Regions from separate parts of the Mus musculus genome. Here region 2 is linked to region 1. The links are chromatin loops, found by intact Hi-C in ENCODE. Cell type or tissue: heart. All regions are shown on one strand. Links, peaks and the distances in the headings refer to the core of each region. The heading gives the core; the rest is flanking DNA. Region 1 has its middle 31 kb from the start of Gm34229. Region 2 has its middle 10 kb from the start of Gm23349.

Region 1 (13,892 bases), core at 2,454-7,453:
CATTGGGGAGGAACTGGGGAAGGAAATCATGAGCATAATATAGTGTATAAAAAACTTTAAAAAGTCAAAACATTAAAAATAAAGCAATAAGTAAAGGGAGGCAAGGGAGTCTATAGAAAAGGACACAAGTGACAACGTGACTCATGTCTAGGAACACATGTGTATGGGAAGTGGAAAAAGAAGGCAGGTGTGGTTCGTGATTTCTGGTTTAACGGCTTCCTCAATGGTTCTTGAAGAATTGTTCTCTAGCCTATGGCATCAGCAGCATGTGCAAACATAGCAGGAATTCAATGCTTGTACCTCTCTGTAGATGCTGAGTAGCAGACGCTCCAAGGATGGGGCCAAAGTTCTGTTTTGTGTAGACTTCCAGGTCACATCAGCCAGGAAAAGGAAAGCATCATACTGATGGAGAAGAGGGCTCTCAGCACAGCATCTACAGTAGCATCAGGATCATCACAAGGGGAACCAATTAACCAGCTGATGTAAAATTAGCTTTGTAGTCTTCCATGCTGGCAAATGAGTGCTGTTTTCTCCCCCTCAGGGAATAATGACAACTGTGTCACACTTCTCCAGTTTGGGAAAATTCTAGAAAGCACACTTTTGAGATGGCCATGATCTCATAAACTGTTGGCCCCAAATAGAACAATGAAGTCCAGTGAGAATCTGACAGTGAGATACCCTTCTAATGTGGTTGTCATTCCTGTCCCGACACGTAGGTCTGGACACGAGAGGGTGTTTGAACCTTTGACATGCTATCATGTTCTCCGAGAACCATATCCTAAGGTACCCCAGATCTTCATCCCTTCATGCAGTTGGATGTAGTAGCATTTCAGTGCAAAGTTTGTCCACGGAAGATCTCATTCTTCATGGGGGTTTCTGGCCTTCATGCCTTCCATGGCCTGGTTTTATAATTTTGGGTATTTCTGTGTCTTTTTTCCTCATCCATAAAATTTGAGACTGGACACGAGTATCTATAAGCTTCCTCTGTAGCCTATGATTGCCTCATCTCAGTATCCCCAAGTCACTCAAAGAGAAATGATCTTGCTTATGTGAGAGACAAAATAATCACCACTTCTGGGTGGAATAGTCAATTAGAGAAGGTCTTTAAATTAATGTAAAAAGTGTGTGTGTGTGCAGATATCAATGAAGGCCAGAAGAGGATGTCTGTTCCCCTGCGGTCAGAGTTACAGGTGACTGTTTGCTGCCTGATGTGGGTTTAAGGAACCAAATTAAGGCCCTCTGGAAGAACAGTATGAGCTATTTAATGCTGAGCCATCTCTCTAGACCTCGAAAATCTTAGAAAGATTTATAAGAAATTGGTCTACAAACCAGGTCACAAATGTCATCTTTTATTTTAAATGTTGAAAATCAAGTTACCAAGGTAATCAATTTATTATAAAAACAAGATAACAAAATAAGTCCATGGTGAACAACAATACAATGAAACAAGTCCATGGTCAAAAACCATATAAGAAACAAATCAGGCCCAGTCATCATATAGGAAAACTGACATGGAAGTTAATCATAAAGCAGAGGAGAGGGAAGTTATAATCCAGGAAGGAAGCATCAGTTGTATTGTCTCGATGACCAGTGTAGACAACAGTTAACTAGGAAAAGGAGATGCAGGGAAAGAAGGACCCTTATTCACCGCTGGAGTGAGAGCAAACTAGTCAGCTATTATAGAAGTTAGTAGGGAAATTAATCCAAGAAATATGACAATACGATATCGCTATTCTACTCTGGGAATATATCCTAAAGATTCTATTCTGTCATTGTACATTTACATTTATTGTTGCATTGCTCACCATAGCAAGGAAACAGAACTAGCTTACAAGTCCATCAACACATGGATGATAATGAAAATATACGTACATATATAGTATGTATATACACAGTGGGATTTCATTGAGGTGTAAAGAAAAATGAAATTTACAGGAAAATTGAATGGACCTCGAAAGCGTTATAGTACGAGAAACAACTGTACCTCAGAAAAACAAATGGCTTGTGTTCTGTCACTCTTAATGTTTACATATTTGTATGTATGTGGGTGTGCATGTGTATATATAGGTTATGAAGCTCAGAAGGAGACCATAAGAGGAGTAAAGAGTGGGCCTGGGGGCAACAGAGCACATGTGGGGATATGTAAGCAGAAAGGTGGCTTCTGGAGTAGATTGGTGTAGAGCAGTTCTCACTTTTCCTCTTGTTGTGACCCCCCCAACCATAGAATTATTTCTGTTGCTACTTCATAACTGTAATTTTGTTACTGTTATGAATTATAAGGTAAATATTCGATACGGAGATTATCTGCTGTGTAACCCCTGTAAATCATCATTTGATCTTCAAAGGGGTTGAGACTCACAGGTTGAGAACCACTGATATAAAGGCAGGAAGTGGGATGGGAAGAAAGGAGGAGATAAAACAACTTTTGTCTGAAAACACTAGAACAAGATCAATGCCACTTTAACACACTGCTTTGCCAACAGCAGTTGTGTTGCAGTATGCTAACCAGGACACATTCCTCAAAGTTGCTTTGATTACAGTTCAGGCCCTGTAGAATACACTACACAATAGCCAGATTAGCTTCCTGGAGCAGTATGGCTAAGTCTGTCTTCCTTGCTTTATGGAGAAAGGCTTAGAAGGTGCCCTTCTGAGACCCTCCCCCCACTTGCCCCTACAATGGCCTGCAGGTGCTAATCAAGACACCTGCAAAATCTTGTCAACAGTGACTGTAATAACCTGCAGCTGGAATGATCCCAGGTCTTGGGAGAATGCTGCCCCATCACATCTGGGAGGGATCTCAATGTCAAGGTAGATCCTAAAGACTCACCCCCAGGAAACTGTCAGGTACAAAATGCATATTCTTAGGAGGCTGTGGTCCTTGCCAGAGCTTAGCATTGACTTCTTACACACCTTGGTGATCCAAATCCAGGCTTAGTTCTCCAATTCATTCTCTGCAGGTTTGCCTAACTGTGCCTCACAGTCACCTTGTGCAGCATGAAGGACCTTTTACCGGATATCAGCCAGAAGGCTGGAAGGAAAAGTGCTACTCATAGGGACAGAGGGAGGAAGGGAGTACACACACACACACACACACACACACACACACACACACACACACACAGGCATGGTAGTGGGGAGAGGAGAGAAAGAAGAAAGAGAGGACAAGAGGGAGAGGCAGGTGGGGGAGGGGAGGGCGAGGAGGGGAGAACAAATTTAGGATCAGTAGGCAAATGTAAAATGTAGCTGGGGAAATTTCAAGTCCTTTATTGAGCTCAGTAGAAAGCCATTTAACGTTGCTTTGTTTTGTATTTGCCTAGGCTGAGCAGAGGCTACAAGGAGGTGGGTCACTCTCAGTGTGTGCCCATGCGTGCTTCCCGAGACAGGTCACATCTATTAGTTGTCTGTTATTACACGTGTTAGGGCTTCCATTGCAAAATGCCATGGACCACGTGGTGTGAATAACAGGATGCATCATTCCCTGATCCTGACACTACAAGTCCGAGGTTGAGATGTCAGTGGTCCCCTTTGAGGACAGTGAGGGAGAATTTGTTCCATGCCTTTACCCTCAGCTCTGCCAGCTTGCTAGCTGTCCCTGGGCATTCCTTGGCATGTGGGTTCACTGTCCCAGTCTCTGTTTCCACACTCACGTGCCAGTCTCATTTTATGTAAGTCCGTTTCTATATTTGAATGTCTCCCTTTGGTAATGGCATCAGTTCTAGTGCATTAAGGCTCTGCGTAATGACCTAATTTAACTCAATGGTCTCCACTAACTTCTTATCTTCAAACAAAATAACAGTCTAGAGTGTTCAGAGTTAGGGACTTTGAGATAGATGCAAGACACCCCACAGAGGTCCCATTTCACATTGCCTTGGGTGAGGTAAACTGCTTGCCTCTGCTCAGTCATCACTGGGGGTCCTGTTTGGTTTGGGTCGAGGATGAGCTGAATTGACGAAGTCAGCTGAGCTTTTCAAAGACGGCTGGTGAAGCGTCTCTCCTCTAAGATGTTCTACAGGATATAAGGCCATGGCAGTCTGCACTGAGGCGTGGGGTCTCTTCTTTCCTCCTCTGCCATGGCCATCTCTCACGACTCCATGGTACATAATATAAATCCCGTTCTGGGAATTTTGAAGCCAGCACTTCTGAAGCCTTGCAGTTGATCTCTTTGTGACGTGAATCCATAAGAAACGCCCTCATTCAGGGTGGGTATTGCTGTGAGGAAGCTCAGAGCTCCTCTGGGAGAACCAGGACCCCCTCAGCAGAGCTTGTTATGGACGGGAAGCATCAACTTCCAGCCTTCTGAGGCTGACTCTACACACTCTTCTAGATGAGCCCTGTGAATTCAGCTCAAGCTGCAGAGATTCCAACCATCCTAGGAGAATTTACTAGGAGACAACCATGGTGCTGAGTCCCAGCCAGACCACACAACCTCTAAGAGATAATGTTAGGTTTTGTGCTCAGCCGTAAAGTTTTAGGATTCTTCACCAAGAAATCAATGGAAGAATTGGTTGCCAGTTGTGGTGGCGCACACTGGTAGGATTTGTTGAAGGAGGCAGAGGCACGAGGATCATGAGTTTGAGGCCAGCCTGGGCTACACATTTTAGAAGCCGGACAGTGGTGGTGCATGCCTTTAATCCCAGCACTGGGGAGGCAGAGCAGGCAGATTTCTGAGTTCCAGGCCAGCCTAGTCTACAGAGTGAGTTCCAGAACAGCCAGGGCTACACAGAGAAACCCTGTCTCGAAAATCCAAAAAAAAAGAGAGAGAGAAAGAACTGCTTATAGTGCTTAAAGTGGCCCTTCATTTCTGTAGTTCTGTAATATTTTATAAGCTCAGTCTACACCCATGTTCTGCAAAGTATTTCCATACTCCCTTTGTTTGAAAAGATAAAACTTTCCTATTTTAACCGAATGACTCACTGAAGCTTTCAATGGAGGTTGCTTAGATCTCTCTCTCTCACACACACTCTCTATATATCCATATTGAATCCATATTTACTATATCTATATCATCTGTATCTATATACTTCCTATATACAATCCCTATAAATATGACATATTACTGGTTATATATATATACATATATATATCCAATAATCTTAGTAAAAATGGATATAGAATATAGGTCTCCACTTGGCAGTATTACTTTGACAGGATGAGTGCTTACATAAAATCTTACTAATTTATTCATCACAGATTGTGAGGAATTGTGAATAGACTCCTCAGCCTAAATCTCCAGGAGCCAGGACCCAACACCTGAAATCCTTTGGGCTTTGCATTTCTTACAACCAAATATGGAAACAGTAGTGCTTCCCCCTCTCTCTGTCTCTGTCTCTGTCTCTGTCTCTCTCTTTTTTAATATTTTAGGAACTGTTTCATATAGAAATGAATTGAGGTCTGTTACGTGATTGGAAGCTGCTATGAGCGAATCACCGTGTTCAAGAGGCATAGGATAAAATCTCAGTGAGTATTGGTCAGATCAAAGTGGTTCCTACATCCAAAACCTCAAACAAAACCGTCACTTATTTTTCATGTTAAGAGCCTTCTGTTTTGCTTATAAATGCTTATTACTGATAGTTACCCTACTGCGATGTGGAATACCTACATGCTTTTATCTTATCTGTTTTGGTACTTATTAAACATCTTCTTTCTACCCACTCTTCTCACTCTACTCTCGCCATTCTTTATGCTCTATTCCTATCAGGGTGTGGGGAGCGGGTGTGGCGGCAGTCCCAAAGGCGCCAGGGACTGCAGCTAAGTCATATGACTTGCACCTGACTTCCTCATATAAGACACAAACATCTTGAGTGCTGGGCAGGTGTACCAGGATACAGGTGAATCCAATTTGGTGGAGATTTGCCCCTGCTGCCCTGATTAGCTGAAGCCTCTCGACTGGCGAGGGGGCGTGGCCTGCGGTGCGTGGATGAGAGAGAGTATAAAAGGAGTGAGAGGCCCAGGGTTCGGGGGAGATATAAACAAGAAGAATCAGGACTGAATAAACTGCTGTTAGAAGGACTGGTGGTCACGTCGTTCTTGCTGGTCGAGAGCGGGCGTGACATCAGGGCACTATATTTATCTTCTATACATGATCAAATCACACGGTATTTCCTTTGTGTTCCTGGCCCATTGATTAAGAGATAATGTCTTCCAGGCTCACGTGTTTGTCATTAAAACAACAACAACAAGAACCAAGATCTCATTTTTTATGGCTGAATAATATTCCATGTGCATGCTCTCTTTTATGTGTTCATCCACTGATGGAGACATAAACCAGGTAGTGTAGGTGTCTCTTCGATACAGTTTCCATCTATATTAAATGTATGCCCAGAAATAGACTTGCTGGATCATGTGGTAGGGTTTTGATGCTTTGAGTAACTTCTATGCTGTTTACCATAATAGCGATACTGATTTACACCCCCACCAAGAGTATATCAGTTTCTTGTCCTCCACACCCTCATCTGCACGAGCTGTCCCTTCATCTCTTGTTAGCAGCCACTCTAACTGAGCAGCCAATGGCATCGGGCTGCGATTTACATTCACGTTTCCCTGATGATTAGGGACGCTGCACATTTCCACCTCCTTGCATGTTTCCTTGTCTCTGTCAAAAAATGCCCGCTCAGATAACTCGCCCCTTCTTACACATTAGATTTCTTACTTTTGCTGTTGGCTGGTTTGAATTCCTTACATGTTTCAGACACTGCTTCCTTGTTGAGTTGATAGATTGCAAACATCGTCTCCCTTTCTGTGTGCTGTCTTCGCTGTTGTTGTGTTGGTTGTGCAGAAGTATTTCCTTTGATTCACGCGCTTTAGAGATGGGAGTGGTTGACCATTGCCTATTTATTCAATTAAGAATCGTAACGTATGTTTTCATATATTCACCAGGAGCAGGGATGGGGAGGGGAGGGGAGGGAGGGAAAGAGAGAGAGTGCAGATATACATAACTCTCAGGTTTATCAACGCTGAGGCATTTGGGGTACACTTAGCTACAGCAGACGGCTTTAACATGCCATTTTGGTATGTGTCCTAAGGAGATAGAGATTCATGGCATACATTTACATAGGAGATTTTGACACGGGGTTTTTCTAAATTCCTAAGCTAAAGTGTGGGAGGAACCAGTAGGTAATCTATACTTCAAATATAAGACATTAATCTCAGTTTAACAGCAGGCTTAGTGAAATCATGACTTTTTTTTTTTATAAAATAGGATTTAATTTATCATTGAATTAGCAGGAGGATTTAAAACATACAGTAATCAAATTATGTGTCCAGAAAGGATTATTCTCAAAATGTGGTCTATCTCCTAAACACAAAGGGATGTTGATAATGATAATTTGGTCTCTTTAACCTGAAGGGGATGATTGACTAAGCGGTGGACAGTCCTGCCTCACAGGCTCAGGTGGACGCAGAGTAAACAGGTAACCGCAAGTGGAGGAGAGAAGACGGGAGCCGAGTCTGGGGACAGGGCAGACAGAAGACCTGCACAGCTGTCAGCAGTGGTATAAAAGGCAAAGCCCACAGCTAGAGTTTATAGATCTGAACTTAGCCCACGATGCAGGAGGGGCTAGAACAAGGCTTAGGAGCGCCAAGGGATGGTCTTAACTGAAGCCAGCTTCCTAATCCTCTTAAGCCTGGGTCTTAAATCAATCAAGCAATCGATGGACCAACAGAAAATAAATTAATTCATTCTTTGCTATATTTGTATTCAGCACCAACTCAGCTTAGGGCTCATGGCCAGGCCTGGGGATGCCATTGTTAGGAAAATACAAGCCAGCCCTGCCCTCCTACAGCTCCCTGCTGAGGAGGGGAAGTTTCAACAAATATGCCAACAATTGTGAGGTTGGAACTGCAGTTAGTTCACTTAAGAAAGGCTTCTATGTCTGTGAAAATGTTACAAAGTTTGCAAACAGCCAGGGATGTATATGACTGTGACGATTAGGTGACACTTAGCTTCAGAGGTGGTTGGGGTAGAAGAGAGCTAGGCTGAGGGACAGGACAGGAGGAGTGTTCTGATGGAAGAGCAGGATCATATCTGGGCTCTGTGGAGTGAGAGATGGATGCAGGAAGTCTGAAGGTCAAGTCTTGGGTCTGTGTTTGCCACAGCCTTAGCTCAGAAGAGACTCTTGTCTTCTTCTCAAACGTCTATACTCAGCCTGGGGCTTTTCACTAGCCAGAGAGGTATTGTCCCAACTGCCTCTAAGCTTGAAGGACTGAGGAAACCCAGAAGTAACATTGTCCCTTCTGTAAGGAGCACAGTGATGACAACGGCTGACCAAAGGCCTCATCTGAGAACAGGGCACCTGCGGAGTCTGGCACGGATGTGGAGGAGAGGCGGAGGTGAACCAGGATGCTTTGACCTTAGGGGCAGAAATACGTGATTCTTCAACATCACCTAATAATGTCTTATCAGCATTGCTCTGCAGAGAGGGCTTTTGATTGCTTTGCTTCATAGAGTTGTGCATTTGGTAACATTCTTCATTTATTTTATTTTCAATTCCTTACTGGCATGATCTATGGAATTTGGTATGTGTTCTAACAATAATCTTGGTCTATTGATCTTCTCTCTCTCTCTCTCTCTCTCTCTCTCTCTCTATATATATATATATATATATATATGTGTGTGTGTGTGTGTGTGTGTGTGTATGTGTATGTGTGTGTGTGTGTGTGTGTGTGTGTGTGTGTGTATCTATCTATCTACCTATCTATCTGTGTGTGTACAATTTTTAATTTTGGCACTTTTTAAGACATGATCTAAGTTACCCAGGATGGCCTTGAACTCACATGTGATTAATTTTGGTTCACAGTTTAAAGGGGTCCAGTCTATCATACCAGGCAAGGCCTGGCAGTGAGAGTTTGTTCACACCTGGCAGAACTGGAAGCTGAGAGTGACAGGGCAGGACTTTGGGCTGCTCTGTAACCCTCAGGCCCATCCCCACCTCTAGATCTCACTCTCTAAGGCCACTCTATAGGTGCCACAACTTGGCAGAAAAGTGTCATTATCTAAGGACCAAGTGTTCACACAGGGTAGCCTGAAGAGGAACATTTTATATCTGAACCATAGCAGGACCAGACACCTTCTCATCCATCCGCTGAGAGATGCAGCCCTTATGGCCTCCTTGACCCCCCCAAACCCTCAGATCAGTGATCTTTCCATCAGCCAGCAGTAAACGAAGAACCAGGAAGGCTGTAAAATAAAGGGAATTATTATTAAGATTTGAATGTATGCAAGTTTAGTCTCTGGTTTAATGGTCTAGAGGGCCACGTGCTAGTCATTGTGGAATGGAGTCACCTAGGTGAAGTGGTCAATGATACACAGCTGTTGCTTCTGCACTGGCTGTGCCCAGCCTGAAGTCAGCAGGGCAGGCAGCTGGGATGTACACAGGGCAGCGGCCCTCAATCGAGTGTTGTGATTCCTTCTGTGGTTGAATGACCATTTAACAGGAGCCACCTAAGACCATTGGAAAGCACAGATTCACAATAGGAGCAAACCTACAGTTAGGAGGGAACAACAAAAATAACGTTATGGTTGGGGGTCACTGCAGCAAGAAGGACTGTATAAGAGGGTCGCAGGGTTAGGAATGTTGAAAACCACTGATGTGGAGTGGAATGAAGGGAAACGGAAGATCCAGGAAAACTTCAATGTACTTCTCTCTTGTTTCCTTCAAGCTTCTTTCTAAAATAATTACTATGCTAGTAACTTCATTATATAATTGACAACCGTTAAAGTTTCACATCATGTTTAATTGTTCAGTTGTATTCCTTGTCTGTTTTACAACTGAGAGATCTCTGTGTTTTTATACTTAATCTCATAACCATTTTAAAATTTTTATAAGCTTGGTTACTAAAAAAAAAAAAGCTTACAAATAAATAAAAACATCACACACACACACACACACACACACACACACACACACACACAAACTAACCAAACCCGAAGTCCGTACAACTCAAGGGACTTCCGTGCAGCTAGGGCAGGCTTCTGGAGAGAAGCTGCGGAGCTTTGAAGAGGTTGTTTCTCATTACTGGAGGTCAAACTCAGGACCACGTACCCAACAAGTGAGCATCCTTTAGTCCCATACCATCTTTTTGTATGTTGGCTATACACCATATATTGTTTGAAAACATTCCTTGTCATTATTTCCTGTTAAATATGTTTATAGTGCACTTTATAATGTGGCAATTCTTAATTTTCATGTAATCTAGTATATATCACTTTTTAAATCCTAAATATTTCTGCTTGTAGGCCAGTTACAATTTCCTGAGACTTTTATTTGATAGAATTTATTTGGGAGGGCTGTGGGGAGGAGCTCTGAACAGATTGTGAGAAAATGATTGGGGGTGGAGAAGGAATAACTGAGTGATGTTGATTCCAGTTGCAAACTCTTGTGAGCAGAGACAGCTGTGTTTCTTTGTGATCTGTGTGCCTTTTGTGTGTTACTGACCTGACATCATTTAACCCCACTGGAGCTGGTGGTTATTCTTGTTTTGTTGCCAGTCTTGGTGAGAGAACACTCGTTTTTTCCTCATTGGTTTTAGCGATCTGTAGGACTTTGAAGTTATCCATTCTAAGACAATGGAAACACTCTTTATTTTCATGTCTTGAGAGTTTTCACCAAAAATGCGTGCTAAGTGTTTCAAAAACCTTCACCTGGAGTCGGGCGTGGTGGCACACTCCTTTAATCCCAGCACTCGGGAGGCAGATGCAGGCAGATTTCTGAGTTCCAGGCCAGCCTGGTCTACAGAGTGAGTTCCAAGACAGCCAGGGCTACACAGAGAAACCCTGTCTCGAAAAGCCAAAAACAAACAAACAAACAAACAAACAAAACCTTCACCTGATTAACTGACAGTCACACTTCCCTGGTTTATCAAAATTGAAACGTGTGATCTCATTGGTCAGTTCTTATATATTAAATCAACCAGGTATCACACTGGTCATGTTTTTAGTAAATTTTCCTCTTAGCGCTCTAGTCTCATATCTCTGTATTTTAAGAAAGTTTATTTGGATTTTTCTTTCTGACAGGCTAAGGTCCCACAACCTACTGAGTATAGAGCTTGAGTGCTTGTGAGGTGAGGGTGAGTTGGGGAGTTGAAGGGGGGAAGAGACAACTAGGTAGGGAGATTAGAGAGGGAGAGAGAGGGAGGGAGAGAGGGGGAGAGGGAAGATGTTTGCAGAGGAGCATGCCTTTCTCTTCTGTAGAAGTTGATTTGACATTGAGGTTTTAGGGCTGGCTTCTTTGAGTGACCCATAAAGCTCTAGTTTGCGATTTATATAAAATGAATGTTTTACTATTACTACCAAGGGACAGGTAATGTGGGAACATTTCCTGGAACAAGGAAGGTGACCAGCACAACATGTAATTCAGAACTGATACATCTTTGGGAAGAATGTGTATAGCAATGACACAATGAGAGACCATGTGACATCACAAATGACAGAAAAGACACCCTGGAAACAAACGTGCATACAGACATGGAGTGAGAAGGGAGCTGTTTGTACACATGGAGTGAGAAGGGAGATGTATGCATACATGTATACACACATGGAGTGAGAAGAGGAATGTACAGACATGGAGTGAGAAGGGAGAGGGGAAGCCAACAGAGAGGGTTGCCAAGGAAGAGAGAGAAAGGCTTTGAAAAGCAATTATATTTTTTGAACATATATAAGTATATATTTATATAAAGTAATGCATGTTTATTCGTTTGTGTACATATCCATCCATGTATACACACATATATTATTTTATATAGGCTTATTTTTTTAATCAAGACATAATACTTAGATTCCTTTCAGCCTATGTTGGCTTATTAGCACAAATTAAGCATGTCTTAGGTTACAGATCAGACTCAGGAATCCTCCAAAACCTTGTATTTCACCAAATTCAGAAGCAACACAAAAGATGGCCACCTCTGTTCTCCCCAAAGCACCAACATCACTCACTAAGTTCAAGAAATCATAAGCAAAAAGGACATTAAACATGGAAATTTTAAAACATTTGGAACTGAAAGAAAATAAATAGAGTTTCTAGTAAAGATGGGAACAAAGCCAAAAGAATTCTTTGGGGGAAAATCTTATGCTATGAAAGACATTTATAAGATGGAAAATAGCAAATGAACTTGAATTCTAGAAAGGAAGAAAAACAAACAATAAAAATAACCATAAATGATGAGGAAGAAAATGAGCAAAGCTGGGAGAAGGAGAGCGGCCCTTCCCAGGGAGGAGCAGACCAATGATCGTACCAGTTACACTGTATGACTTGACAGCCTAGATCTAGCAATATTCATGTAGATACGAAAGTATATATGTATACAATAACTATTGATGGAAAAAGAGGCCGTGCATTTGACAGAGAGTGGGGGGGGGGTTATGTGAGGCTTTGGATGGAGGAAGGGGAAATGTCATTAAATTGCAATCTCAGACACAACAAAAGAGAGGGAAGGAAGGGAGGGAGGGAGGGATGGTGGAAGGGAGGGAGGGAGGGAGGGAGGGAGGGAGGGAGGGAGGGAGGAAGGAAGGAAGGAAGGAAGGAAGGTGAGAAAGGAAGCCACAAAGATAAGGTGAGATGTTCAGGTGAGATAGACTCAACCTATCATGACAACATTTGCTGAGGTACCACAGCCCAGTTTCCTCGACTGCACAATCCTGCCACCTTCCCTTGCTCCATAGACACTGTCCCCCATGAGCTGTCTGAGTTTGCTCCATAGACACTGTCCCGCATGAACTCTCTGTCTCAGTCTGCTTCTCGGGAATGTGATGTTAAACCCACACTGCCGATTTCATGAACTCATCTCACAGAAGCAGCATATCAGGATGAGAACACAGATGACTAGGTGATCCAGGGCCTAAGAAAGCAGGGAGGGAGAACAGGATTATGGGATAATAGGAACCAAACAACATACAGGGTGAGTCTAACTGAGTGAAATATGTCAAAGTAATAAAGACGACTCCCGATCATTCATGTCTGAGCTGAGGGTGAGGCCGATCATTCTGATCTGATCATATACATGCATTGAAATATCACACTATACCCAATAAATACATATACGAATATAAATATAATGTAAATATATAGTTGCTATGTGTAATTTAATTATATACAATATGTATAATAATTATGTATGTATATACATATTATATATAATTAAATTACATTATATATTTTAAATTACACACATATATATATATAAAAGATGAAACCTAAACTTACTGGGAAAAAATAAAACTGGTAGTTTTCCTTTAAAGGGTCCAAAGCACAGGGACAATACATGATAGACCAAGGTCTCCAGTTACAGCACCAATGTGTCTTGCAGGCAGCTCACTGTTGTGGGTCACAGGGCTTACACCTGGGTGACACAGATGATTGACTTTCTCTCCAATAGCAGGCAGAGCACCTTCCAGCACCATGAGTGCTGGTCAGCAGGGATGAAGCTCCTAGCTGGGCTCCGGCCAGACTTTTCCATGTTTGATGACGTAAGTGTTATCCTGAGCGACAGGCTTTACCTTCTGGGTGTGGAGAACAAACAGTAGCCTTGGCCAGTGATGTTTGAGGGCATACATGGGACCCTTTTCACCGATGACTCAACAAGATGTAATCCATTCCTGGTACTGGAGGCTTTGCTGCGTGGCTTTGCTGTGTGGCTTTGCTGCATGGTCTGGTTGCGGGCATCGTCTCATCCCTTTTATGAGGAATCTATTGAAATTCCTTTCAGATATGTACGGGTTTTAGGAAGCTTCTCTAGAAGTAGGTTTCCATGTCGTTTTCAAAAGGCTTTAATAACAAACGTATAAAAAACTAACAACATACATCTAATCTTCAGAGGAAACCATAAGAAGTGTTTGTTAAAAGACACCGGGGACAGTCTGAAGGGCAAAATCATAGATTTCCCAAATTTTGTTGTGATTG
Region 2 (17,262 bases), core at 5,614-10,613, 130 kb before region 1:
TGTTTTGTTCCCAATTCTAAGAAGGGGCAAAGTGTCCACACTTTGGTCTTCGTTCTTCTTGAGTTTCATGTGTTTCGAAAATTTTATCTTATATCTTGGGTATTCTAAGTTTCTGGGCTAATATCCACTTATCAGTGAGAACATATCATTTGAGTTCTTTTGTGATTGGGTTACCTCACTCAGGATGATGCCCTCCAGGTCCAACCATTTGCCTAGGAATTTCATAAATTCATTCTTTTTAATAGTTGAGTAGTACTCCATTGTGTAAATGTACCACATTTTTTTGTATCCATTCCTCTGTTGAGGGACATCTGGGTTCTTTCCAGCTTCTGGCTATTATAAATAAGGCTGCTATGAACATAGTGGAGCATGTGTCTTTCTTACAAGTTGGAACATCTTCTGGATATATGCCCAGGCTGAACATTTTTTCAGGTGCTTCTCAGCCATTCGGTATTCCTCAGGTGAGAATTCTTTGTTTAGCTCTGAGCCACATTTTTTAATGGGGTTATTTGATTTTCTGGAGTCCACCTTCTTGAGTTCTTTATATATACTGGATATTAGTCCCCTATCTGATTTAGGATAGGTAAAGATCCTTTCCCAGTCTGTTGGTGGCCTTTTTGTCTTATTGACGGTGTCTTTTGCCTTACAGAAGCTTTGCAATTTCATGAGGTCCCATTTGTCAATTCTCGATCTTACAGCACAAGCCATTGATGTTCTATTCAGGAATTTTCCCCCTGTGCCCATATCTTCGAGGATTTTCCCCAATTTCTCCTCTATAAATTTCAGTGTCTCTGGTTTTATGTGGAGTTCCTTGATCCACTTAGATTTGACCTTAGTACAAGGAGATAGAAATGGATCAATTTGCATTCTTCTACATCATAACCACCAGTTGTGTCAGCACCATTTGTTGAAAATGCTGTCTTTTTTCCACTGGATGGTTTTAGCCCCCTTGTCAAAGATCAAGTGACCATAGGTGTGTGGGTTCATTTCTGGGTCTTCAATCCTATTCCATTGGTCTATTTGTCTATCCCTATACCAGTACCATGCATTTTTTTTTTATCACAATTGCTCTGTAGTACAGCTTTAGGACAGGCATGGTGATTCCACTAGAAGTTCTTTTATCCTTGAGAAGAGTTTTTTCTATCCTAGGTTTTTTGTTATTCCAGATGAATTTGCAGATTGCTCTTTCTAATTCGTTGAAGAATTGAGTTGGAATTTTGATGGAGATTGCATTGAATCTGTAGATTGTTTTTGGCAAGATAGCCATTTTTACAATGTTGATCCTGCCAATCCATGAGCATGGGAGATCTTTCCATCTTCTGTCTTTTGCAGATGATATGATAGTATATATAAGTGACCCTAAAAATTTCACCAGAGAACTAAACCTGATAAACAGCTTCGATGAAGTAGCTGGATATAAAATTAACTCAAACAAGTCAATGGCCTTTCTCTACACAAAGAATAAACAGGCTGAGAAAGAAATTAGGGAAACAACACCCTTCTCAATAGTCACAAATAATATAAAATACCTTGGCGTGACTCTAACTAAGGAAGTGAAAGATCTGTATGATAAGAACTTCAAGTCTCTGAAGAACCTCTTTCTTTCTCTCTGTCTTTTTGAGCCAGTTCCACGTATCACAGGCTTGTTGATGTGTAGCTGACCATAGCCTTGATCTCTTCATCTTTCTGCTGCCACCTCTTTGGGTCTCTACTGGGTTCTACTGTGGTCACAGGTGTGCTTCACCATGCCCAGTTTACGTGGCAGTGGAGATAGAAGGCAGGGCTGTGTGCCCTGTAGACCAGTCCTGGACTAATGAGGACATATCCTCAGCCAAGGCTGTGGATCTTAAGAGAAAGTCACAATCCCTTGTGTGTAACCAGCCCACACATCTTTAGCTTCATGGCAGTGTGATTGTTTTGTTTTGTTTGTTATGGTTTGAATATAAAATGCCTCCTGTGAACTCAGGTGTTTAACTACTTGATTCCTCCCTAAAACTGACATTGTTTTGGGAGGTGGCAGGAACCAAATTTATGGTGTATATTTGCTGCATATAGGGATGCAGGGGCAAGCTTTGAAAGTTAGAGATTGGCCTTGCTTTGAGTCTGACCCCTCTGCTTCTTAGCACGCTAAGATATCATATGATACCTGGACAGAGCATCTCCTAGCCACTATGTCTTCCATGTTGTTAGGGACTGCATCCCTCTAAACTGTGAGTCCAAGTAAGGTTTTCTTTTTTCTTCTTATTAGATATTTTCTTCATTTACATTTCAAATGCTACCTCAAAAGTCCCCTATACCCTCCCCCGCCCTACTCCCCTACCCACCCACTCCCACTTCTTGGCCCTGGCTTTCCCCTGTACTGGGGCATATAAAGTTTGCAAGACCAAGGGGCCTCTCTTCCCAATGATGGCCAACTAGGCCATCTTGTGCTACATATGCAGCTAGAGACACGAGCTCTCGGGGGTACCGATTAGTTCATATTGTTGTTCCACCTATAGGGTTGCAGACCCCTTCAGCTCCTTGGGTTCTTTCTCTAGCTCCTCTATTGGGGCCCCTGTGTTCCATCCTATAAATGACTGTGAGCATCCACGTCTGTATTTGCCAGGCACTGGCATAGCCTCACAAGAGACAGCTATATCAGGGTCCTTTCAGCAAAATCTTGCTGGCATATGCAATAGTGTCTTTGTTTGGTGGCTGATTATGGGATGGACCCCCGGGTGGGGCAGTCTCTGGATGGTCCTTCCTTTCGTCTCAGCTCCAAACTAAGGTTTTCTTCTATTAAGTTGCTTCTTGACAAGTATTTGGTCACGGGGGGGGGGGGGGGGGAGCATTTAAATCTTACTATGCAGTATTATCAGTTCTAACAGAAATCAAGCATTTTTGATATTAGTTAAAAATCAAATTAGAAGCTTCCTTGAGGATCTATACATATCAATAACTGACTTGAAGTGAGATAAAAAGTATGGCAAGGTAGCTGGTCCCTTCACAGTATTTCCTACACAGTGAGGGAGTCAGAAATCTGTGAGCCATGACAGGCAGCGTGTAAAGTCTCCAGTGGAGAAGCCACAAGAAACTTTTAAAAAGAATGTTTAACTTAGAGGGAGAAGGAAGTGTGGTGTGTATGAATGAAGGAGGAGATGGCCTCTAGCTTGTCTTGAGTGATACCAAGCATGATATGTGAATGGAGGGAAAAAGGCTGGGGGCAGAGACTGGGAGGACGTTCCTGACAGATAGATCCATGTGCACCATATGTAGAGCGATACCACTAGAGACCACAGGCTTGGGAGATATAGCATGGAGAGTGTCAGCTTCCAGCGATGACGGAAGACAGGGGGTGGATGCCAGATTGTGAAGGATGGCTTGTCTGATGACGGGAACTATCTGCATCAGCGGGTCATAAGTGAAACACGTCCTGCAGCCCTAACGGGCCGATGGAGCGTCTGCTCACGAGCTACTGCCGGTTGCTCATCTGGTTTGATTAAAGATCCATTATTCATGCCAGAAACAAGAGATTAGGCCCTGCTCTCTTGTAAGCATGGAGGATCCCAAACCTGGGACACACATGGGAAGATGTTTGAGGACCACACTTGGAGAATTAGCTGCTGGCAACCGCCCAGCTACTGCTGCAATGCCTTCTCCAGGGGAGAAGAGAAGACATTAGGAACGCAGCTTCAGAAATGGACCTTGGTGGGCCCCAGGGCTCTGAGGTTGGGAGCAGGAAAGAAGGTTGCCATAAAGGGGTTGGCTGCCGGTTTCAGGGTACACAGGCAGGCAAGGGCATCTGCAGGCAGAGCGCATTCTGGGCCATTTTAGACTCCACAGCCCCTTTGCCCGCCTTCTCCCCATCCCGCTTCGCTTCCTTTTCTGTAGGTTATGTTCGTTCTAGCCCTTAGAGCAGATGAATTATAACTGCTGGCTGTTTCTGAGAGCAAGGCATTCTTCTTTAATTAGAAGGTTCTTAACACGGGAGTACAGACCTGCTCACAGGACATTTGGCACCATGGCACATATAAATCCCTCAGCAAGCTCCCCGCTCTCCATTCCTAGGATGTAACACATACTTTGCCACCACGCAGCAGACACTGTCTTCTGGCTATAAGTACTCCTCCTTCTCCCTTCCCCCCTGCACACACTCTGAGAATGCAAACTTCTGTGGTGTATTTTCTTTTTTTTTGGACCGCCTTAGTGACAGTTTTATAGTCTAGAAGAAAGCGAAAATACTTTTGTCCTCTTCTTACTCTAGGGTGCCAGGTTGTTTAAAAAATATATCTGATGATTTTGTGCATTCGTATATGACTCGAGAGATTTCCCATGACAATTAAAGGACCCTAGCTGATGCTTCAAGCATTGAGTGGGTAAATGTGACAAAACCATTTTTTCCTACGGGGGGCGGGGGAGTCAAGCTTAAGCTTGGAGAAATGGCAGCCATCATTTCCTGTAAATGGCCAGAGATGCCTGTGTGGTCCTGTGCTAAAAGCATTGACTGAAATGGCTTCTGTCCATTTTCTCTCATGGGCCCCTTCCCCACTGGAAAGGTCCCCCTTCCATTCCAGGTATGGCTGTGCTGTGGAAGAAGTTTCCAGACCTCTTAACCCTTTCCCCTCCTTCCCACCCAGACAGGCACATGGTAAAAAAAATGATAGATGGTCTGTTAAAGGTAGTATTGAGGCTATAATTGAGATGGGCAAATATAAGCAAGGGGCTGCAGGGCTGAGGGCAGGCCAGTGAGAGAAATAATCAGAAGTTGACAGTCGTAGGTTCTCCTCTGGAAGGGTGCTTCCTACCACATTCTTGGCATCTGCCTTTCAGGAGTTAGCTGCTTTTCTTTAAGTTGGCATGACCATCTGTAACCTGGATCTTAGTCAGTTATACTCAATAAAGGCGTGGTTACCACAGCAACCCTCCCTTTCTACTGCATCATTGCTTCGTTTCCTGTCTTAAATAATCACTTTCATCAGGTTGACACATTGCTGTTTCTTTTATTACCATATCACCTTGACATGCCTATGTATGACTTTACAACGAGCATCTCATTTCTTTGCCATCCTAAGAAGATCCGGTGTCTCCTTTCTGCTCTCCAGGAAGATCTCTTAACCCCCACTTTGGTGGGACCTCTCTCCATCTCTCTGCATTTGTTGACAACACTCATAAAGCCCATGTTGCAAGTTTCAGTGACCTGACAGCTCTTTGTGACACTAGAATGCCCCTTATCTGTCCCTCTCTCTCGTCCCTATCATTATCAAGACCTATAGTTGAGTTTGTATGTTTGGTCTTTTCTCTTGGTCTCTGAACACTAGTCAACCCAAAGCCCAGTTTGGAACAAATTTCACTCCTCACCTACAACCTAGCTGCGTATAATCTTTATATACTAGAGAATCTTATGGTTAAGACATTTTTGCACCACACTGAGTCCTCTGTCTGGAGACCCCCAAGACTCCTATATTCAAACTGCCTACCTTCATCTCCTCCCAAACATCATTCATCCACAATTTTAGACTCAGATGACTTTGATATGCAAAGCTTGTCTTATCATTTCCAGCTTAACCCTCCCACAGTCCTCTCTGTCTCACCCGATGGCATCTTTACCCTGGTAGTTGTTCGCCAGTCTGGGTCCACTTCTTCCTGAGTGTGTAGCCAGGCTCCTTGTACACTGGGCTGGACTGGCGGGAGAGAAGCTTAGCCAGGGAAGATGGATTCAGGCAGGATCTTGGATGGTTGTGAGTGTGCAGGCAAAGAATATACACTGGGAGCAGCTTCGGAGGACTGGTTCAACTTATTAGGAAGGAGGGGAAACAAAGGCTATTTAAACCTTTGAGGAATGAGTAGGGGCTACCAGAAATGAGTGTACATCATTGGCTGGAGACAGGGTGCTGGGGATGCCTCATTTGCATGAGGAGACATTCCAGGTGCTGCTGGATAGAGCCTTGTAAGGGAAGAGGAAGTTTAACCTGGCTACTGGCTACCTCCTCTGGTGAGGCAAAGGTATGTGGTACAATGCTACAAGTGCCAGGATATGCAGGCCCTGGGTGGGTATCTGTGTGTGTGAGGGGTGGGGGAGTGGGGGGGGAGGCAATCTTACTTCTGCTGATCTCAGGAAGAGATTTCTGGGGTTTAGATATACCTCAACCCTGCTCTTGCTCCAGGTTTGTTCCTCCTGGTCCCATGGCTCCCTGGTCCCACAGTTGTTCAAAACAAAGCAAAACAAAATACCAAACCTACCAAATCTCTGTTTTTCTTGCTAGAGAGCAACGTGCCTTCAACAGAATAATAGCCAAGATTCACACAGTGTTAGTGGTGCTGTTCCTTTGGTAGTGGCTTTGCTGTCTCTCCTCTTGGTGGCTCCTATAGATTTATTTCCAACTGGGTCTTTATGCCTCCCTCTTCATTCCCTCAGAGTTTTAACTCAACACAGCATGAAGAGTGATCATTCCAAACAGAAAGCTAGCTTATTTCAGTGTTCTTTGCAAATACCTTTGATATTTTTCCATCTGTTTTGGTCTCCTGGGACCATAAGAGCAAAATACTCTAGACTGGCTTAGACACTGCAGGCTTTCTTTCTCACAGTTTTCTTGGCAGGGAGTGTTATAGAGATGAGGGTGCTGGTGGAAGCTGTGACTGGGGAGTGTCTGTACCATGTAGATGGCATCTTTTACTTGTGTTCCCAGATGGTAAAAGGGGATGATTTAATACATTTTAATTTTATAAGGATACATGTCCTTGGTCTTCATGATCTTGTCACTTCTCAATGGCCCCATCTCTTAATGCTAGAACCTTGAAGGGGAGGATTTCAAACATGTGAGTCCTGGGGGCACCCAGTAATTCCTACTACAGCACCATCTGCCTCAGAGATCAAGCCAACGTCCTTCCATCTTAAGGGATCAGTCTGTGTCCCTCTTTCTTTTGTTCCATGGCATCCTTTCCAACTCTTCAGTACCATCAGGCCTTCCTGAGTCTAAGCGTGTCAGACAGGTCCCGCCTTCCTCCTGACTTCTGCCTCTGTACTGAGTTGTCTAATGAACTCACATCCTTATCTTCCCCATATCTTGTTCAGACGTCACCTTTCAGTGAATCCCACCTTGACTGGCCTATTTCACATTATAACCTATATAAAGGTACCCCTATACCCTTTTATTTTACTGTATTGATTTCCAACAGCACAAACACTTTGAACCCTGCCATTGGATTGGCGTATGAACCCTACCGTCTGATTTGCATAATCATCATGTTTAAGAAACCACCTGTGCGGTCCTTTCCCCAAGAGTATGAGCTTCAATGTGGGAAGCTAAACATGTATTTTTTTTAAACATTGGTTTAATCTGATTTTGTTTAATGTTTTGTATATTGTATAGTATACTTCCATCACCTACATCAGCACTGGGAACTGAACAGTGAGTTCTAAAATAAACATCAGTGGAATGAATGAGTAAAAAATAGCACACAGGTCTAATATTATACAAAGTGTGATCCTGTGACCTCTCTAATCCTTGAAATAGCACACAAGGTTGATATTATTATTATTATTATTATTATTATTATTATTATTATTATTATTTCTCAGAGAGGTTAAACAAGTTGTCAAAGACCAAATGATCAGCAGGTGGTCAGCCTACCCCTGTGCAGAACAGGCTTCCCAAGAATAAACACTGACTGTGTATTGCATGGTGAAGGGCAACTGTAACAGCAGACTGTAAGTTTGGGGCCAGCCTGGGGTACATACTGAGTCTCTGTCTCAAATCACCACAAGAAAACAAATAAACAAAACCACCAACTAACCTGCCCAGCTGTTTGGCAGATATTCTCCAGGCAAACCTTCTACAAAGCCAGTATTCTTGCCTCTTCATGGTCATAGGCATGTCTGCAAACACTTCAACCTATGCCCTTGGAAACTTGCACTGTGGTGAGAGGCTATAAGGCCCAGAGGCTCATTAAAGCTTGACCTAGATGGTCAAACACACAATTGGGAAATGACCCGTGGTTCCATTCATTTCTCGTGGAAAATATTTTTTGAAATCGTTAGCAAACTTCCCTGTGATGAAATTCCCAAGAAAGCTTGTGTAGCCTTTTCATTTCCTCCGGCTACACATGCTTTCCTGAGAAGACAGCAGTGGGGGAGGCTGAGCTCCTCTGGGGACTCTGCAAGATGACTTCCTCTAACACTGCTTCTCATTGCTCTGTGGATGAGTCTCCTGGGCACGCCTGGGCTTCCCGTGGAAGGAGGAAATGCTCATTTCTCGGAGTAATAAATCTGGGTATGATATTAAAATGAGCTCCTTTGAGACTGGCTGGGGTGCTGAGTCAAAGTACCTTGTAGCTGAGTCTTGGGTTGCTTGGAGCAGTCTCTGGGATGAGGTGGTTGCAGCAAGGTCAAAGGCTCTTTGCTGAGGGTGGAATGATGACTTAGGGGAGCTCACTAGGATGTGGGATGATATTTGAGACTAAGGCAAGGGAAATCGTGTCACCTCTGCCTCCTGATCCTTGGTTTCAGGCATTTGTAGCACTGAATGGTATATGTAAGTACCAGGAACTACCTTAAGAAACCATTAAACTTGCCTGGGTGTTATAAGTAGAGAACTCAGCAGCCAGATACTGTCTTCTTGAAAAGGAAAAAAGTGTATTTAAAATATGTCAGACTGATGAGCCTAATCTGGCAGTCTTGATGCACCAGGATTGGGGGGGATACTGGGAGAAGGGCTCCCTCTCAGAGGAGAAGAGGAGAATGATGGGGGAGGCATTCTGGGAGGGGGGCTGGGAGAGGAAACAGCATTTGGGATGTAAATAAATAAATATTAATTAAAAATCTGTCACACTGGGGAAAGTTTTAGAGGATAGATAGGAAAAAACAAAAACAAAAACAAAAATATAAACTTAATAAACAAGACTTTCTTAAGCTCAGATTTAGAAACTGCCAGCTTCACCTCTCTCAGGTGTGATATAGACATGATAAAGGCAGTCACTTAGTGGATGCTTGTGGGTGTACAAGGTTATCTGCAGCAATGGTTATCTCTTAGGTTAGAGGAGAAGCTTAAAGAAACCAAGACTGACTAGACAAAACTCACAGTCTTAAAAAAATATCCAGGGCATGTTTACACATATTCTATACATCTTTCCTACAGACTTGAGTGTGGAATTGCTTATTTCAGCGAATCCCTGAGTCCTTTCAGAGATGAAACTGTCCTTGAGACCAACTCATCTGATTCTCTATCCTGTGAAGAGAGACATGAAGATCTCTTCTGGTTTTCTCACCCTGTGTTCACAAGAGTGGCATCCGCTGCAAGCAGCAGTGTCAGTACCGATACTACCATGAGCTACTACCGGGGGACACTGGGGAGCCTTGAGACAGACACTGCATGTGTTGTTCCATTTCGACTGCAAATCAAGCTCTGAAGGGCTTGGTTCCATTTTAAAGAGGCAGAGGACCAGGTGACAGCCTTCCTGAATAGATGTTTCTAGATGATGTTTGCTGACTTTGGAACAAACTTTCGACTTCCTGTTTTGGTTCAACATACCTCACAGGATGTGTGCCCTTCCAGAGTGTCCTTGTCCACCAAGCTCCTTTCAGTCAAAGCTCATTTCCTTCATTAGTAGTTCTCCCTGGACCCCAGTGCTTTCCCACCAGCCTTACAAGCTACAGTGTCCATCAGAGTGCATTTCAGCCTCATGATCATGTTCTTTCCTGGATCCTTTTCCCTGACGGGAACTAGGCTTTGAGTCTCCCACACCTTCCTTCCTTAACTCATCCTTCTGAGGCTTATCACCATTTGATATTTTCCTTCTTTGTCTGGAGGTTTGTTTGTTCTCTGCATCTGCCCACCAGCGTGTGGTGTAGGGGCTCATTGTATCTGTCGTGCCTGACAGGCAGTATGTGCTTAAAAGTTGGTGGATGTATGATTGAGTGGCCCAGCCACAGGCTTTAGTTTTACTCTCCTACTTCACTTGGAAATTTATCCACTGCTTGATTCTATCAAGCCAGCTTCACCTTAATACTGTGTGTGATTTACCTAGCCCTCCTGGATCATGACTCTCTTATATATAAAATGGTAGCACAGAGAGTCTATACATTTCTATACATTTTTCTGTAAAGATGGATCTGGGTGACCTGGTTTATGTAAAGCATTGGTTTTTTTTTTAGAATCTAAAAATGTATTTTTTGACCATTTCACATACGCACAAACATGCAAACATATATTGATGATTGTTGTGAGTGACTCCAAGCCAAGCAACCACTACCTGTATGTAACTTGTCCCCTAGAGTCTATAAGGAGACTCAATAAATGTATTGGCTCCTCAAAGTGCACTTTGGTTGAATTGTGCCCTGGTTTATCACTGGGACCTTGGAAGGAGATATACACAATGCTCTAGTCTCTCGAAGGGAAGGGATTTTAGCAACAGTCACGTACAACCCAAATCCTCCTTCAAACCGCCCCCAAGGCTCCCACAATATTTCCCTGCCAACATGCATGTTTCTCCTTTTTTAAATAACCTACTGAATTCAGTCATCACTGCCTGCATAGGTGTGAGGCCATCTACCAGAGCATGGGCAATCTACCAGCAGCCATATCTTTAAAGAAAAATGTCTCCTTCCACATACACCTCTCAACCGCTAATGTCGCCTCAGCAAGGGTGGGACTAGTTATGCCCCTCCCATAACTATGCTGGAATGTTAGCTAACTTGAGCTTGGGCAGGTCTGGTGCCTGTGACCACAGCTGCTGTGAGTGGATGTGTGTGGCAGCCATGTTTGGTCCAGAGGACAGGATTTCACGGCACCCCTCCTCATCCTCCTGCTCTGACATCCTTTCCACTCCATCTTCCATGTCCTCTGAACCTTGGTGCATGGGAGAGTGATAGAGATACAGGGCAGAACACTCAACAGTCACGTATTCTCAGCACTTTGGCCAGGTATGGGTCTCTGCTTTGATGGCAGCTCACCACAAAATGAAGAAGCTTCCTTGGTCAAGGCTGAGCACAGCACTAGTCTGTGGGTATAAATATAAATATGTAGAAAGCAGTTTGGCAGCATATTCATCTGGTTAAACAATGGCCGTAGGCTGCCCCCTATACTCTGTAATCTCCCCAGTGATCAGAGTTTGAACAGGTTTATAGAACCAGGGATGAGTTCCTTCCTGTGGAATAGGCTTCAAATCCGATCAAGAGAATAGTTGCTCATCCTGGACCAGTCATATTGCTATTTTAGCACTAGGAGCATCATGCCTGACCAGTTGGTATTTTAGCCCTGAGTAATTCTATGGATGACTTTTCTCCCCCAGAGAACTGCATAGCACTTTCCATCACCAGGAAAGCTAGCTAGCAGAGAGGAAGTCTCTAAGTCGGTGCAGACTTGATTTTTTTTTTTTTAATGGCCTGTCTTCAGAAATTTGGTCTTTTATGTAAAGGTTTGAAAAAGAGGTAGACCACAGCCCTGCTGGGGCATGTGTAACTGGCTTATTCCTGAACACCCAGTCCTGGAATGAGTAGGTAAATGGTAGTCTTTATATTATTGTTGGCTAATAGCTAATGAAGATTTGCTTACTCTGCTTTCTTGAGTTAAGAAAAGGCACAACGTTTCCTATGGAAGAAGAGAGCAAGACAACAGGGACCATTATCCAAGTTGCTTCACACAGTGTAGTTGTACACAGTGGAGTGCCATATTAGATGGATGTATTTTGCTATTATTTTAGCAGTGTTCTATTGGATCCTTTGTTTCTTAAAAAGTGCTGATAATATTTGTATTTTAAGATTGTTGTAGAGGGCAGAGAACATAACTGTAGAGATTATTTTAAAAGCTAACTGCTATATAGAAGACATAGTTTTTATCCATTATTTGTTTATCCTTCTGCCTTTAATTTATTTCTCACATTTTCTTTTAAATTAATTTATTTATTCACTTTACATCCCAATATCAGCACCCCCTCTCCCTCCCCCCCCCCAGTTCCTACCTTTTGCAGCTACTTCCCCTCTCCCCCTTCCCTTCTTCTCCTCTGAGGAGGAGGAGTCACCCCTGGGTATCCCCTCCCCCAGCCCACCCCCAATCAGGAACTGCTGGACTAGGTGTATCTTCTCTCACTGAGGCTAGACAAGGCAGCCCAGTTAGGGAAATGGGATTCACAGGCAGGCAACAAATTTAAGGACAGCCACAGTTCTAGTTGTTAGGGGCTTGCACAAAGACCAAGCTGCACTTCTGATACATATGTATGGAGCCGGGCAGGGTGGATGGGGCTAGGACCCATGCTCTTTCTTTGGTTGGTGGTTCAGTTTCTGGGAGGCCTCAAGGACCCAGATGAGTTGAAGAGTCAATTGGTCTTCCTGTGGACTTCCTGTCCTCTTTGGATCTCTTGGTCTTTTCTCTAGCTCTTCCACAAGACTCCCAAGCTCAATCTAATGTTTGGCTATGGGTCTCTACATCAGTTTCTTTTTCATGGTTTAAAAAACCATGTCAGGACCTGTTGGCAGGGTAGGAGGCATGGAAGCTACTGTCCTGTCCTAAACTAAGGACTAACTGAGCCAAATTCTCATTATTTACAAAGTGAAATTCACAAATAAAACAACCTTAAGTTTTTAGTTCAGTTCCATGAAAGGCAGTGGTGTCTCTTCTAAACTGTAAGTGGCCCATTCACCCATCAGGGAACCAAGCAACCTGGACGGTAGCTCCGAGTCTACCACCAAGAATAAGCTGGCTAGTGAGACGAGCCATATAGCTGAGCACACGGTTTTAGACACTCTGACTTAGTGAGTAGGTAGAAGATTGATTGAAGATGATTTCTGACATCAACTTTGGGTCCCCACATGCATGGATACATGGGTATGTGTCCCAATACATGCAAAAACATGCATATACACATGTGTCACACACACACACACACACACACACACAGAGTACAACCTTTAAAGAGATGAGGTTTTAGATATAAAGTGTCTGTCCTTGCTTAATGGGACCCCTGGAGTCCAGTAGTGAGGTGAGTATGTACTATGATGGGATTCTATAGCCAGAGGCCCAGGAATGGCCATACGTGATGTTCTTTTTCTACTACTAGAAGTAAATTTTTATTTATGACTGTTCCTTTGATATACATGCTCAGACAGTCCTTATTTCTCCTTTTACCAAATTATGACTGTTGTTGGCTCTCACAAATGAAACAAAATTATCTCCATTCACCTGAAGAAGGTACGAACTTACCTTCGCAGTCCCAGAACTAATCATTTTAATATGCGGTTCAAACTACTGTGGTTTGTGAATGGCATAGGCCTCTTTCCTGGCTGAGGTAGAAGCCCATGATATTGTGAGGCAGGTGAATATCTTGGGACATAAATTATATTTCATTAGCTTGGTATAAAATACTCTTAAAAATCAACATCTGACTGTGTAGAGAAACTGTATTTCTGAGTTTGTTGTTTCCCCCTTTTTAAAAAAATTAATTTAATTTTTAAAGTGATAGATGATATATTTATGGGGCAATATGTGATGTTCTAATTATACATGCTGTCTTAGAGTTTCTGTTATTGTGATAGAAACATCATGACCAAGGAAGAAAGGGTTTGTTGTATCTTGGGATTCCAGGTGATAATCTATCACTGAGGGAAAGTCAGGGCAGAAGAAGCAGGGCAGAAAGCTGGAGGAGGTCCCTAGGAGTCCTCCTGCCTCTTCCTCCCAACTCTGGGTTACACCGAGGGCCGTGCCTGGCTTTTGTATGTGGGTGTTAGAGAGCACAGCTCAGGTATGAAGTAAGCACTTTCCGACGTGACCCACCTCCTGAGCCCCCGTGTTCCTCCTCTGTTGATGGTGTAACCCTTCAGAACCCTTCCTTGCAGCTTTCTGAAGCACACAGGCCGCTCCTGCTATCCGCAGTCACTCTTCCGACGGAGCTCGGAGGAAGGGGAGGTGTACGAACTCTGGCCTGCTTTATGCATTTCTTTTGAAACTTCAGAAACAACTTGATGGTGTCACGGGGCAAAAAAGCCAGTTGTCCTCTGAGCTGATGATTTCATCCCAAACGTGGAGACCCTGAGAAGGTTATATTGTTTTTCCTACAGTGAGATATGAGGAGAAAGGTGGTCACTGTGTCGGGGCATCTCGTCTATTCTAAGATGTACAGCGACAAGGAAGAGCCGGCTCTCAGCCACGGGTGCCTACCGTCTACTACCCTGAAGCAGGAAGCCTTCTGAAGGCCCTCAACTCAGCCAGTCTGCCATCGAGGGACCGAGGCGGGACGCATGGGTGTGGGCACTTGTGGGCCTTCTCAGATTTCTCTCTGTTTTACAAACCGTGGATGTGTTTGTTGGCTTGACACCAACTTTACCACTTAACCTTTCTTTGCCCCACAGCCGAGGCCATTTTTGCAGGGAACACGCACCTCTATGTCTGCAGAATCTTGGATCCTTTTGGGGAAAGTCGTGCTCTGGGCCGTGGTGAAGGAGAGGGAGCTATGTACACACAGCTGAAAATGACTTTAGCGCAGAGTTTATTTAATACATCCTCCAAATTGTATTCCGAAGCCTCTGTTAACAAGAAAGCACTCTCTTTTTGAGCAGCGCCGAGTGTTTTATAAATGGAATTTGCAGGCCAGCAGCACCCCCCATTAATTTTCCCTGTCTACAATTACTATCATTACATTCTTAAAGCACTTTTAAAATAAACTAGCCCATGATGTCATATGCACATTCTGAGCTCCAGCAAGAGGGACATCAGGATAACAGCATCTGGACCTTGGACTGCTATCTTCTAGGGAACATCTTGATGGCTGTAATTACTGTCATGTTATGGGAACTTTACAAAAAAAAAGGCGCCAGTGTTCCAAATAAAACATAAAATGGCTTTGATATAATAAATGTTACTATCATTGTTTAAAAATGTTGTGACCCGTCTGCTGTAGTTTCTGAGAAAGATATTTTCCAGCACTTGATATTTCCAGCCCCACCACCCCTTTCAGAGTCTATTACTGCAGATAAGGATGAAGAAAATCCTCAGGACAGATTTGTTTTAAATCAACATAACACAATGCCAGCATTGTCTTTCCTCAAGATGAACCTTCAAATTAAATTTGGGATGAGCTTTACCAGATCTCTGAGCGGCTTTGTTCCAGAGGCAGAGAATGCACCCTATTAGGGAGAATTAATAATTCATATGCTATAGTTGTGGATAATTGCATTTTTTAGGATAAGATGGGAGCTGAGGCAATTTCCTTCAGGGTGCACTTACATGCATGACCAAAGCAGTTAGAAGAGTCTAAACCATCACAAAGGGAAAGAAGCTACCCCAAATGAATATGTGCTCTAGATGTTGCCTTCCCATGGGATCCAGTTTTTGAAGAACCTGTGATGAATCTGGTCAGAGGCATTGGACCAATTTCTGCATGAAGAAGAGTTGTACGTATATGAAAGAAGTCATCCAATGTGTGTGCTGATGCACTTGGCCTCCCAAAGAGGTTTTCTCAAGCAAAATTCATTCATCCTTATGAAATCCAAGTTCCCATTTCATAATGGGTATTAGCGACTCTAAAGAAGGCAATGCTCAGGCAGCTGGTTGGTTTTGAGACTAGCATGGACACAGAACCCAAAAGGAGTAATCTGTTTTGTGGATAATTTTTTTTTCCTCTGCTAGTTTGCTGATAACATTGTTCAGTTTGAAGATGGATCTTCTGATGCAAGCGTTGGGCCTTCACCAGGAAGAAGTTATTTGACCTGATCTGGATTCCATCACATTCAGTAAGTTTATAACCTTTTCACGTGTCACGTGAACTGACAGTTCTCCCATGTTCTCTTGCGATCCACTGCATATTTCAGTTGGTATCATGTTTCCGGTTTTATCTACATTTTATCCACATGTCTTTCCTGTGGCTAATTAGCAGACCAGAGGATTGGGGGAAACAACGACTCAATCACCAGCAAGTTCCTTAAACCTCACTCTTTGTGTCAGCACTGGCCAGCTCCCTAGACTATTCAAGCAAGATATCCTGAAACCCCATCAACCAGAAGCTCTGTTACTGATGGACGGACATGTTGGACCTTCTCTGAGCACTGAGCAGTGTTCATGGCTAAGGGATGTCTAGAAGATTGCCTCCTTTCTCACACACAGGACTTTGTTACTGTCCTTCACAATGTCAGGTTGGAAAAAAACTGTGGAATTGTTTCAAAGGATGTATGATCAATTGGTGATTGACAATTTTCACAGCGCTCAGACGCCTGGGTCAGAATTTCAGTTTTGCTTTGGTGGTCACAACAACAAAAGATGCCTGAAACTATTTTGTCTCATAGCTCCAGCCAATGTCGTTCCTATCCTTTATTGTTTTCAGATTGGTTCCTGAACACTGGATATTTAATAGGACTAGTGAGCAGATGGGTGAAATATCCCAAAGAATGTTTTTTTGTGTATGTTCCTTTTAAAAAACAAATTGAGTCTTCCCATGAAAACAGTATTATTCCTTTTCAGTATGAAGTAGTGCTTCATGAAAGGATGTCAGAAACACCAACTGAGTGTCCAGTCCACTCTCTCGTTGTTGAAGCATTTATGGCTCTTACTTAAGACAAGAGAAATAACAAGGCAAGAAATTACTACAAATACAGAACATTTTATTACAGAAATAAAAAGGGGAGCGGATCTGTTAGCTCCTGCCAACTTTTGAAATATGAATTCCATTTGTCTTTATTACAGTCTATTCCCATAGTGCCTTTTCCCTATTTATTAATTTTTGAATGTTGCTATTAAACAGAGATTTGTGCCTACTGGTAATAGTCAAAACTATTTTCAAGAAACCTAAGAAATGAGAAAAACACAGCGACTCATCTTTTCATGTTCACGTCAATAAATTAGGAGATGTGCAATTACCTAAACTTGTCATCTTTAAAAGTTTTTCGTGTGTATTATCATAAGAAAATGCCTTGTCTGGTCCACACAGATGATAATGACTCATAGGTACGTGATTCTTATTAAGAGGGGGGGGAAAGACAGGAAATCCAATATGAATGAGCTGTTTTCCTCGGTAGTATAATAAAACTCACATACTGGTATATGAGATTTTGATTATATCATCCACTGATAATCTGTAGGCTCATTTCCCTGCAGTGAAGAAGCTGTCCCCTGCCTCCTGGCAGCCCCCTTTGGCCACTAACTTTTTAGCGATTCCTCTCCTCGACTGGGGAAAAGGCCGCCAGTCACAGCCACCACAGTGTAGTATATTTTAAGGGCTGTAAATTTTTACTGTCAGATTTGAGCCAGGGGTGTTAAGCTCCAAAGATACACATCTGCTTCCTACTCAAATGGTCTTTTGTTG

What was found. Peaks named below come from ENCODE experiments on the same cell type or tissue, not always from the same donor. Only the 100,000 strongest peaks of a DNase experiment are listed, where the experiment ranks them.
Region 2: a loop joins it to region 1, with 5 times the contacts of the local background. A loop is called at or near these places in 2 of 42 quality-filtered maps.

The regions. Positions count from the first base shown.
Region 1 is chr1:184,456,542-184,470,433 of GRCm38, reverse strand. No RefSeq gene overlaps it. Among named protein-coding and RNA genes, the nearest start is that of Gm34229, 31 kb to the right of the region's middle. In heart, for the core only: no CTCF peak of the experiment used is centred there; no DNase peak of the experiment used is centred there.
Region 2 is chr1:184,581,721-184,598,982 of GRCm38, reverse strand. No RefSeq gene overlaps it. Among named protein-coding and RNA genes, the nearest start is that of Gm23349, 10 kb to the right of the region's middle. In heart, for the core only: no CTCF peak of the experiment used is centred there; a DNase peak (open chromatin) is centred at 8,172; H3K27me3 peaks cover 536 bases.